Regions from separate parts of the Homo sapiens genome. Here regions 1, 3 and 4 are each linked to region 2. Evidence: chromatin contacts called from ENCODE Hi-C or POLR2A ChIA-PET data. All regions are on one chromosome and are shown on one strand. The core of a region is the stretch at or near the end of the contact, and the rest is flanking DNA. Distances in the headings are between cores, read along the strand shown.

The links. Hi-C counts contacts between places; a loop is a spot of excess contacts on that map. ChIA-PET counts read pairs that join two places held with the same protein, here RNA polymerase II (POLR2A). Pooled maps may share reads with other maps.
Region 1: a pooled map shows a loop between it and region 2 (5-fold over the local background). The contact joins the promoter of TMEM97 here to the promoter of BLTP2 in region 2. A Hi-C loop is called at or near these places in 5 of 50 pooled maps. POLR2A ChIA-PET finds 5 or more read pairs at or near these places in 2 of 52 experiments (activated T-cell and naive thymus-derived CD4-positive, alpha-beta T cell).
Region 3: a loop to region 2 is called in a map of dorsolateral prefrontal cortex, with 3 times the contacts of the local background. The contact joins the promoter of POLDIP2 here to the promoter of BLTP2 in region 2. A Hi-C loop is called at or near these places in 1 of 168 maps with a recorded cell type or tissue (dorsolateral prefrontal cortex), 2 of 37 single-sample maps with no recorded cell type and 14 of 50 pooled maps. POLR2A ChIA-PET finds 5 or more read pairs at or near these places in 2 of 52 experiments (HEK293 and PC-9).
Region 4: a loop to region 2 is called in a pooled map, with 3 times the contacts of the local background. The contact joins the enhancer-like site here to the promoter of BLTP2 in region 2. A Hi-C loop is called at or near these places in 11 of 50 pooled maps. POLR2A ChIA-PET finds 5 or more read pairs at or near these places in 3 of 52 experiments (activated B cell, activated CD4-positive, alpha-beta T cell and activated CD8-positive, alpha-beta memory T cell).

What each region holds. Positions count from the first base shown.
Region 1 is chr17:28,317,763-28,320,462 of GRCh38, forward strand. It overlaps TMEM97 (transmembrane protein 97), which reads left to right and starts at 1,438. Exons shown (of 3, transcript NM_014573.3): 1 at 1,438-1,603. The coding sequence starts at 1,478. RefSeq lists enhancers at 1-542, 762-1,021, 1,502-1,561.
Region 2 is chr17:28,643,724-28,646,423 of GRCh38, forward strand. It overlaps BLTP2 (bridge-like lipid transfer protein family member 2), which reads right to left and starts at 1,435. Exons shown (of 39, transcript NM_014680.5): 1 at 1,266-1,435; 2 at 335-464. The coding sequence starts at 1,333. RefSeq lists silencers at 1,232-1,571, 1,592-1,821.
Region 3 is chr17:28,356,077-28,358,776 of GRCh38, forward strand. It overlaps POLDIP2 (DNA polymerase delta interacting protein 2), which reads right to left and starts at 1,451. Exons shown (of 11, transcript NM_015584.5): 1 at 1,212-1,451. The coding sequence starts at 1,372. It overlaps VMA12 (vacuolar ATPase assembly factor VMA12), which reads left to right and starts at 1,571. Exons shown (of 6, transcript NM_152464.3): 1 at 1,571-1,805. The coding sequence starts at 1,595. RefSeq lists enhancers at 851-1,616, 1,729-1,828 and a silencer at 1,149-1,538.
Region 4 is chr17:29,147,725-29,150,424 of GRCh38, forward strand. The region is part of intron 2 of MYO18A (myosin XVIIIA); the gene reads right to left. The region is part of intron 1 of LOC124903967 (a long non-coding RNA gene); the gene reads left to right. Among named protein-coding and RNA genes, the nearest start is that of MYO18A, 31 kb to the right of the region's middle. RefSeq lists a silencer at 1,052-1,531 and enhancers at 1,912-2,101, 2,122-2,171. Within about 2 kb of position 1,252, at least 39 of the 41 ENCODE cell types and tissues checked have a DNase peak (open chromatin) inside an H3K27ac peak, as active enhancers do.

The DNA.
Region 1 (2,700 bases), core at 188-2,687, 330 kb before region 2:
AGGGGTAACCTCTCCCACTGTCAAAACTAAACTAGCTCAAGTCTTTCTCACCTGCAAAATAAACTCTCGAGTGCATCTCTCTCCAGCTACTGCCCCATGTCTTCTCCCCTTCGTGACCAGCTGTCTACACTTCCTGCCTCCATTTCCCCACTTTCTTACTCCCTGGCTCCTGCCCCCACGACACAACTGTTCCCCACAGGGCCACAGGCGGGCATCACTCAGTGTTGACAGGCTGCCCCTCCCTGTGACATAGCCCCCTGCTAGTACGCTCCTATCTCAGTCCCCTCCTCCCATGACCTGAGGCTGGAGCTCCCCCAGGATCTCTCCCAGGCCCTCTGCTCGCCATCAAAGGCGGATGCCTCACAAGCTTACGACTCCAGACAGGCTCACCCAACTGCCTCCTCCACCCAACGCTGCAGCCCACTCAAGGTCCACGTAGTCCAAGCTGCATTCCTTCCTCGCACTCCCTTGCCCTGTGTCCCCTCTTAGCAAATGGCAGCCTCGGCGATCCTGCCCCGAGACAGGCCTGCGCCCAGCGTGGAGATGAACATCAGTATTTGCTGAACGTGTAAACGAATCCTTGACCTTCCCTCATGCTCCACAGCCGGTGAGGATTCCTGTCCATTTTACTGCCTCCTACGTCCCTCGAGTCCTCCCCTCTGCTTCTTTGTTCACCGCGGCCAGCTGCCTCCCCAGACCCGCAACCCCGGCTGGGCCGGGAACCTGCACCGCGGCGCTCGTGCCCCGCTCTGCGACCCCTGCTCCGTGACGGCCGCACTGCACCGGGGTACCGCGGCCCAGCACAGGCGCTGGTCACTAGTACACGAACTAGCTAGGACTACAGGTGCACACCACCACACCTGGCTAATTTTTTATTTTTTGTAGAGATAATGTCTTACTAAGTTACCCAGGCTGGTCTTCTGGGCTCAAGCCATCCTCCTGCCTCGGGCTCCCAAAGTGCAGACATTACAGGCATGACCCACCGTGCACAGCGTCAGCTTTATTTTTTTAATGCTGACTTACTGCAGAAGGCCCAAGGGCCAGTGCAGTTTTCATACTGCTGTTGTAGTGGCGAACGGAGCCACGAGGGAAGGGAGCGCCGCCGGCAGCTGCCGGGACACCAGGATACCACGCGGCCAGCACCGAAACGCTAGGCTCGCGCTCACAACCGCAATCTACACTGAGTAGCCGCGCGCCGAACGGCGTGACTAAGCCCCGCCCACACGGCGCTCCTGGCGGCCAATGGAAATGGCTTACGAGACGCCTTCTCCACGCGCTATACTTATACGGACCAATGGGTGCGCCCTGTGGGGAGTGCCGCCCCCTGTCCACGAGCCTCCTCTTCTCGCCAGCCAATGGAAGCGGTCTGCCTAGCCCTCGCGGGGGCAAGGCGGCGACCGAGGCGCGTGGGTCTGGGAAGGCGCGCGGATTTGGCCCCTCTTCTCACATCAGCGGGTCCAGGCCCAACCGACAGACTATGGGGGCTCCGGCAACCAGGCGCTGCGTGGAGTGGCTGCTGGGCCTCTACTTCCTCAGCCACATCCCCATCACCCTGTTCATGGACCTGCAGGCGGTGCTGCCGCGCGAGCTCTACCCAGTCGAGGTGAGGGGCGCCCCTCTTATCCCGGCCCGCTGAGGCTCTCCCGGCGCTGCGTCCACAGGGCCTTCACCTCCTCCGCGCTCGCGCACTCTGGGTTCCAGTTGCCTCTCTCGGGTCCTGCCCATGCCTCCCCCGCTCCTAACCCAACTTTAGTTCGGTGTTTTCCTCGGGCTTTGTCTCTATCCCAGCCCCTTCTCCCAAGCGGCGGGGGCGAACGCTTTGTTTCCTTTAAAGTCACTTCTTCCCTGGGTTTAAGGTTTCCCGCGATTCCACCTCTGGCCGGTTGTCAGTGTCTGAGGGAAGTAGTCTGGATGAAGTGGTGTCCAAAGTCACATGTTAGGTTTGCTTTAAGCTTCTGGTTTTTTGTTTGTTTGTTTGGAAGGGCTTTAAAATACCAGTCTGATCCCAAAGAAAAAATCCGAGTAGAAATAGACCTGTCTGAAGGTTTAGCACCTTGGTTGGTGCAGCTGGGGCGTTCACAGATCGTCACTGCTTCGAGATCAGGTTCCAGCAACTTCCAGAGCTCAGGAGTAAATTGCCATCTTTTCAGATTGGCTCTTCAATATTGGGTTCGAGTAACAATGATCTCCTGAGTAAAAATAAAGGTGAAAATCCCGATTTCCTGGTTGTTGGAGAGCATTCTTTCAACCCCAAACTCTGCTTTAATGCTTTGTTTTTTTCTTCAAAGCTATAGTTTTAGTTTCCCGGTTCGTTGAGGTTTTTTTCTCGTATCTGGACCCTGTGACCTTCTTCCATGGAATTCCTGTCCTCAGTTTTGTTTCTCCATCTTATCTATAACTGTAGGCAGGACTGACTTGTCTACCCGAAGATTTTATTTTGCGTCTGTTTTTCCTTAAATGCTTTTTATCTGCCGAGGAGGGGTTCTTTACCTGAGGGTCATGAACTCCCAAAAATGGGTGCAAGTGTGTGTGCCTTTTGTTTCCTGCAAGGAGAATATAGCTTCCATCGACTTTTCAAGGGGCCTAACTCTCCCAAAAAGGCCACGGCTCAAGAATGTTCTACCACTCCCATAAGTCACTCTTTTTTGTTTGCTTCTAGAACCAAACACAACTGGAAGACCTCTGACCTCCTTTTGCATG
Region 2 (2,700 bases), core at 185-2,684:
GCCAGGAAATGTTCTGGATTATTAGAATTTCTCTTTCATAGCCATGTTGCCTTGAATCCCATCTTAAATTAGAACAGTAAAATCTTCGATTTCCTGTTATCTTTCTTCTGTATCTTTGTTATGTGCCCTGGACACTCTGTGTCCTACAAACATTTTTAACTGAACAACTTGCAGCGTTCTCCAACTAGCTCTAAGATCATCTTGGCAAAGAAATGGCAAGGCTGGGATTAACTAGAAAAGCCACCAGGATTTCTATTTTTAAAAAAAGGAAATTAAGAGTTTAAATTCAATTGGATCAACCCTACACACATATCCAGAGTTTCCCAGAACTCACCACTGTTTGCTGGTGTTGCTGAAACTTAAGACTGACATTCTGGATCCAAAAAAAGCGGAAGGAGCCAATCTTTAGCTCCGCCTGCAGCTTCCGCTGACACCACTTGGTGGCCAACCGGACCACAAGCCACCTGCAGAAAAATTCCTGTTAATTCATAGGACCTTTTTCCAATGATGGTTTCCCTCACCCCTTGCTGGTCTTTCAAAGCCTTGCAAAAGGTCGTTCCTGAAACTGGATCTGAGCAACTCTCCTTTCTTCCAAAGCACCACTCTGTCATATACATTCAGCCACGCTGATCAAGATCCTAGCTCCCGACTGACCCCTCCACCCAGATGAAACCAGAAACTGCACCCTCTAAGTTGAAGACAAAAACAAAATCCCTCAAATTGTTATGAATCCCAGAGGCAGAGAGAGAAGACCCCAGCAAGAGTCAAAGCGGAGGCGGCTCTGTCACATGTGCCATCACACTCCCCAGAGGGTCTGTCTGTCTCCTGCTCCCACCCTCCAGACAGGTATCCACGAGAAGGCACTTTGAGGTCAGACCCGGCAGCTCGAATGCTGTTCTCCCCAGACCGATGCTGCAGGTGCCCATCGCGCTTGGCGAAAGGGACATGCAGGGGTGGGTGGAGGGGGAAAGGGAAGCCACTGAACCAGGCCCCTTCCTCACACTCCTATTCAGTTCCTGGCCTCAGCATTTCCTCAGACCCCGCCCGCTTCCTCAGTCTCCCCAACTCGCAGCCCATCCCTGGGAGCTCGGGCCACGCGCCTCCTCACGATCCCTCCCCTCGCCGCGCGCCCCCTCCCTCCACCCTACCCACTCTGCCTCACGCGCCTCAGTAAGGCGCGCGCCCCCTCCTCAGTCTTTCTTCCTCCTCTCCGCCCCCTCCCTCCCGCCGCCGCCGCCGCCGCCGGCGCGGCCGGGAACCCTCACCGGCCTAGAAAGAGGGCGCTAAGCGCAACTAGCAGCAAGACCAACAGCGCGGAGAAGAACAGAGGCATTTAGGTCCGGGTCCGGCCCGGCTTGGCCCCGGCCCCCGCCATGCCGGGCCCCGACGCCGGATCCGCGCAGCACCGCCGCGGGCCGACCAGCTGCGCGCGCAGGAGCAACGCTGAGCGAGGACGCGCTGGTGCGCACACGAGCCCCGCCTTCCGCAGCCCGCCAGCCAACCAACGGCCTCCCACCCCAGTCCCGCCCTGTCCTACGACGCTGCAGGGCCGACGGGCTGCGTGCGCGAGGAGCGGGCGTGGTTCCGGGAGGAGGGCGAGGGGGAGCGGACCAAGAGCTGAAACACGCCCCGGGCGCACACCACGGTGCCCGGAACCGCGGGGCTCGGGGACCCGCGGGGGTCGGAGTCCGGGCCCACTACCTGGGCTGGCGGTGGACCTGGCTGACTCATTTCGGTCCGGGGAGCTCACTTTGAGGGGAGTTGGAGTCCGCCTAGCCACTTAGGCCTGGACTCAGGGTTCTGCGGAAGTTACACCCCTGGTCAGACGTGGTAGCACTCCCATCTTATTCAAGATCCTGTTTGAAAATTACTGAGGCAGAAACTAGGAGGTAATTAAAAGGCCTCAAAAATCTCGCCTCATTCCATCCACAGAGGAAACTAATGAGGTTTTGTTTTTTTTTTCTTTGAGACAAGGACTCGCTACGTTGCCCAGTCTGGTCTCGAACTCCTGCAGGCTCAAGGGATCCTCCTGCCTCAGCCTCCTGAGTAGCTTGGACTAAAGACGCGTGTCACGGTTCCTGGCCAATGAGTTTTTACTTCATTTACTGTTTGAACACTGTTCTGGTCCATCTACTTATGGCACGAACTGGGCCCTGATGGAGGAGAGGAGGAGATACTGCAGAAGTAGTGAATATTGTTCTTGCCCTTTAGCAAAAAATAGTTTATCTGGGAAGCAAACATAATTACATAAAGTAGACAATACATAGTCAGTTTTGCCTGCTTCCTTCTGTGTAGTTTATCTGGGAAGCAAACATAATTACATAAAATAGACAATACATAGTTTTGCCTGCTTCCTTCTCTGTAAAATGAGAGAACAGGACAAAGGTCCCTCAGCGTTACTGTGCTAAGGATCAGTATCTGAATGATGATCTACTGATACAGCACAAGCTAAGGAAATCCTGACGGTTTCAAAATAAGTATTATGGAGGAGGTCATGTCTCTTTTCATACCCCTTCGCTCCCACGTCCTAATCTCCATATATATCCTTCAAGATTTTACTCAGAGCCTCTCTTTTTGGCTCCCTCAGATAAAACACCATTTCATCTTTCACCTGTGTGTTGCCCGAAGTTGCTTTCACTCCTCTGATTGTTTCCTCCCTTATCTATTCCTCTCTTCAGTGATTTCACATCTCCCCAAGAG
Region 3 (2,700 bases), core at 201-2,700, 290 kb before region 2:
CGCTCCCATACTACTGTCTTCTCTCTTCACTGGGCATTCTTCATATCATGCCCTCACACTCTGCTCAAATGTACCCCTGCCCTTGTTTCTTCCCTAACCCACCCTCCTGACCTCCCACAGCACTTTAACTGTCTTGCTCACTTTTTCAATTTTTTTAGAAGGGGAGTATCTTTTTTTCTTCTTTTCTTACATTTTCTATATCACAAGTCATCAAACAATATCCTGCTCCCTTTACATTTCAGTTGTGTCCATGTCTTATCTTTATTAAATACTGTAAATTCCCTGGGAGCAATGCCTGAGTCTGATTAGCTGGTACTGCCCCCTCAGAGCCTAGTGTACAAGAGGTGCTCAAAAAATATTTGTCCTGTATTATAATTCCATGTCCATCTCCCCCTCTAACCTGTAGCCCTTACATTGCCCTTGAAAAGCTTAAACATCTCTAGATTTCCTACGGCACATCGCTCTCTCAATACCGTTTTTGTTCATATTCTCACAGGGGTCTTAAATTGCAAATAGCTATCATCTCTCCCCAATGTTCAGTGTCTAATATCAGCCACTAAAATGTCAGTCACCACTCTGAACAGGGCTGCTCTTTCTAGGGGCCCTTCAAATAAAGGCTGTTTTTACTGTTTTGAAGATGTGAACTTTATGCTTCCTCCCACTGATCCACCAGCCCATTTGATCCGCCTGTCCCATCCGTGGAAACAGTTTCCACACCATCCCCATGGCCTCAAACCCCCTTCCCCAAGTCACAGATAGAAAATCGATCTCCCCAAAGTCACTTGGAAACCTGGGGCCTACGAGGGTCCACACCCAAGAGTCTCGTTTCCCACCTCTAGCATCTTTCTGAGGCAGACCTTCACCAAATCCAAAGGCTGAGGGTTCAAGCCAATGCCCTAGGGCTGAATTAAAAAGCTTCCCTCTGACATCGGTGCTGGGGACCCCAGCCGGGGAAGTAGGATTCACTTGGGGAGGGTAACCTGTTCCCCCCCAGGGCCAGCCCTGTACAACCAGGGCTCTGGGCCGCGCTGGCTTCCCTGCTCCTGGCACATGTCCCAGACAGCGCAGGTCGGCTCCCTGCTCGGGACCCTCTCCCGGGTCAAACTCCAGTCACCCTCAGCAGGCCCGGGCCCCTGGCCTCCGCACTGGCTAGGAACACGCTCTCTGGGCTCCAGGCCCAGTTCCTCGCGCCCCCTGGCTCCGTCCCTCACCGGGACGAGAGGTGCCTCCGCGTCGTCGTGGTCGACGCTGGCGAGAAGGCTCCAGCTCCGGCCGCCGCACAGAGCGGCCTTGGCCACCGGGCCCCAGTCAGCGACCGGGACCACCAGCGGCTGCCCACGGCCAGGGCCCGCCGGGCTGTACAGGCTGCCATGTCCCGCCCGAGCGCCCGCCCGGCTGCTGACACAGAGCCCGACCCGCGGCCGGGCGGCGTTCCGCCCCAGTCCCACACTGCCCCGCGCGGCGTCCCGGCCCTCTTGGCCCGCCTGGTCCCACCCCGGAGCTCAGAGCAACTTCCGGTGCGCTTAGCGTTACTTCCGGCGCGCGGCGGGCGGAAGTCCGGGTTGGGGTCACCTGACCGGAGAGCCGGCTAGATATGGCGTCCTCTTTGCTTGCGGGCGAGCGATTGGTGCGTGCTTTGGGCCCCGGCGGGGAGCTGGAGCCAGAGCGGCTACCCCGAAAGCTGCGGGCCGAGCTTGAGGCCGCGCTGGGGAAGAAGCACAAGGGCGGTGATAGCTCCAGTGGCCCCCAACGCTTGGTTTCTTTCCGTCTCATCCGGGATCTGCACCAGCATCTGAGAGAAAGGGGTGAGCCCCAGTCTCCAGTCCGGGGTCCCCTCCTTGTGTCCAGATCGATTCCCTCCTGAGGTCTTTTCCCATCATTCCCCTTCTTCTACGGAGCACTCATCTAGACAAGTCAAGAGTCACTCCATAAATCCCAGGGCCACCCACTTTCTTAACTCCCATGGGAATTTCTCGTGGATGACAAATTTGCTTGTGCAGTTTCTGCTCTTTTGAGAGCCCCCTCTTCACTTCCAGGCACACCTAGGCCCAATTCACCCTTGAGAAAGTCTAGGTTTTTACCAAATACAAATATCACAGGTTTTGTCTCTTCTTTTTCTCCACTTTAGGAATCAGCTTAGCATAGTGAGCTTGTAGGAATCCGGATTTCTTTCCACCTCAAAAGCAAGAGTGGTGAAATCTGATACTTTGTTTTGTTTGTTTGTTTTTTTAATATAGGATGGCAAAAGCTGTGTTGAAAGATCTGGCCTGAGAGTAGCATGTGAGTTCCAGTCCTAGCTCTGTCACTAATCCTTTGAAGGAGTCATTTCTCCTCGCTGGGCCTCAGTTCCCTTATGTGTAAAGGGAAGGAACAGGACAAACTAGCACATAAGGTATTTTGCCAGAAGTAACATAGACCAGCCAGAAGTGCAAAGGGTAGACTGCTCAATTATTAGAACTAGAAAGGACCTTAGAAAGAGATTGCCTAGTATTAGTGTCCTCTGAGCATTTAGCATCACTATGACCTAAACTTATTTAGGGAAGAGCTGTTGTGGCCACAGAACTGATCTAACCCAAAGGCACAAGTAAATGGCTTACTTGTTAGTTATAACACTGGCAGGATAATTGAGAGCTGACAGCTAAAGTCACCTGCGCAGCACTGGGAGATACCTACATGGAATTATCCAAAATTCTTTTCAAT
Region 4 (2,700 bases), core at 2-2,501, 500 kb after region 2:
CCCGTCTACAAAAAATTTAAAAATTAGCCAGGCGTGGTGGCCTGCAACTGTAGTCTTAGCTACTTCAGAGGCTGAGGTGGGAGGATCAATCACTTGAGCCCAGGAGTTCAAGGTTACAGATTACAGTGAGCTACGACCATGCCACTGCACTCCAGCCTGGGTGACAAAAAAAAAAAAAAAAAAAGGAAGTCAAGGTAAAAGGTGATGCCAAATGAGAGATAAGAAGGGTCTGCCTAGGATTCTGGCAGTTGATGGGGAAGAGAGGGTGACTCAAGAGAAAAAATAAGCTGGACTTGGTGACTATTTGGGGAAGGATGGGAAATGGGCACAAGCGGGTCTGGGTGGAGATTGAGAAAAGTAAGGAAAGATACCAAGGTTTAAAGCTTGGGAAGATATATTTTGTTAAGATATATCTTAACAATGAGATATATATATCTTAACAAAATATATCTTAACAAAAGAATACTTCTCTGACCCCATTTGTCCCTCTAGTTCCCCTGTAAATCAAAACTCCTAAAAAAAAGTCTATAAGCACTGTTGCCATAAATGGGTACTAATTATATGATCCTTGTATTACAAATTTGCGGTGTGTAAAGTGTCAATAATAGAACTATATTTAGGGAGTTGGGGAGAGTCCTGTTTAAAGCACTCAGAGCTCAGGGCCAGGAGGGCCTGGAGCACTTGCTTTTGAAGTGGGAGGGCCCAGCCACTAGGGTGGCAGGTGCACTTCCAGGATGACCACTTCAGAGGTCCTCAGCACCAGCCCTAGGGCCAGTACTAGAGTCTACACCTGTCTCAAAGAAAATGCCAGCGCAGGAGTCCCTTCCCTTTCTTGGGAGGAATTATCCTTTATTCTTTTGTGTGTGTGTGTGTGTGTGTGTGTGTGTGTGTGTAAGTAACAAAATGTCACCTCGTATGAAACAGTAGTGTTAGGAGACAGCGATTGGTATTGAGGTGCCAAGATTTTTTATGAAATTCTACCAGTGCCGATAGCCAGTGGATTCTGAAGGGTTATAGGGCAGACTCCCTTTAAGAAGCCTAGGGATGGTCTCAGAGAGGAGAAGGAGGGCTGAGAGGAAACCTGGAGTGACCAACGGCGCATGCCCAGGGCCACCCCAGCCACTCAGCACCCTACGCACGGGTCAGGCTCTGTGAGGGCCGAGTCAGCCCCAGGCCCGGGGCGGCACTTCCCGGGTTGGCCCACCGGCCAGCCGGAGCCTGGGCGGGGCCAAGGGGGTGGGGCCAAGCCCAGCACATGCGCCTAGAGCCCTGGAAGCTCCGCCCTGCAGCGCCGCTGGCGCCCAGCAGAGGGTGGCAGCCCCCTTCTCATCTACCCTCCCGCTTTGCTGGGGCCGCTTTCACCTCCGCCAGGCCGGCCTCCAGGCCCCACCCCCAGGAGGCGTCCCCCAGGAGCTCCGGCCCGAGGGGGCTGCGGCGGCAAGATGGCCTCTCGCCGTCCCCAGGACGCGTAGGGCAAGAAGAGGCAGGGATGAGCTCGGTGCCCACTTTGTTTTTATCACCGCTCTATCCCCAGAACCTAAAACAGTTCCTACATATAGTAGGCATTCAGTAAATGCTTATTGATGGAATAAATGAATGAATACATGAATGCAAGGTCAAAAGACGCCAGGAAAGCCTGTTCTAGAGAGGGGCTTGTCTAGAGACAAGCAATCAGGAAGGTCAGTGGGTATGGGACGGCGAGCCACAGATCACTGCCCCAGAGGTGGTCGCCGAGGCTTGGGGCTCTGACACTCCCCCCAGCCCCTACACCCACCCAGTCCCTGCATTGGCACACCCATCAGTTTGCTCAGAGCCATGTGCCACCACACCTTTTCGGGCACAGAGCCCAAGTAGGGACGCCTGGGCTTGTCCTCTCTGCCAAGACCCTGAGTCAATCCCCAAAGACTAGGCAGGCATATGCGGCCGACTGCAGGGACCACCTGACTGGCCCGACAGCAGGCCTGCTGCTCTCTGAGGTCTCTCAGCTGCTGGGGATTTCCTCATGGCCCCCGGGGACTTCCAAATTGCCTCTGCTTTGCCAAGCTCCCCCAAGGCCCAAAGCCATGAGCCAGCCTTGAGGATCCTTTCCCAAAATCCTCCACAGCCCTGCCCCACATCTCATCAGGACTTGGGTCACTTCTGGGTCTCCTAAATGTACCACATGCACTATGTTCTCCTATCCACCCCCTCTGGTAGACAGGAGGGAATAAACATAATGAAGCATTGTTCTCTTTTTCATATAAATGACAACTCTTCTCCATTTCCACAGAAGAAAAAAAAGGAAGCCAGCTTAAGGGTCAGCCACAGCAATTTAAATAAAATATCAGTAAGGTCTTCCTGGGTGTGAGAGATGGAGGCCTGTGGTGCTTATTCTCAAAGTCAGAGAAGTTCTTCTAGACAAGCCTCAGGTTCCTCGTAACACTGGACATCCAATAAATATTTGAGAATCTGTGTGTTCACCTCTGGAGCCCCTATTGGGCCTGTTTCTAAAACCCTCTGAAGTAAAAAATAAAGCACAAACCCTATGTCCATAGAAACAGGAAGAAGCAAAAGCCTCTACCTTGCCTACCAACCCACCACCTCTGTGCTAACAGCCTGGGCCAAATCCACTGGGGCATGTGAGTACCTGTGTGTTACAAAGCTGGGCAGAAGACATCCTTGGCGAGGAAAGGAAGCGCTGCCCCAGTTGTGGTGGCACAC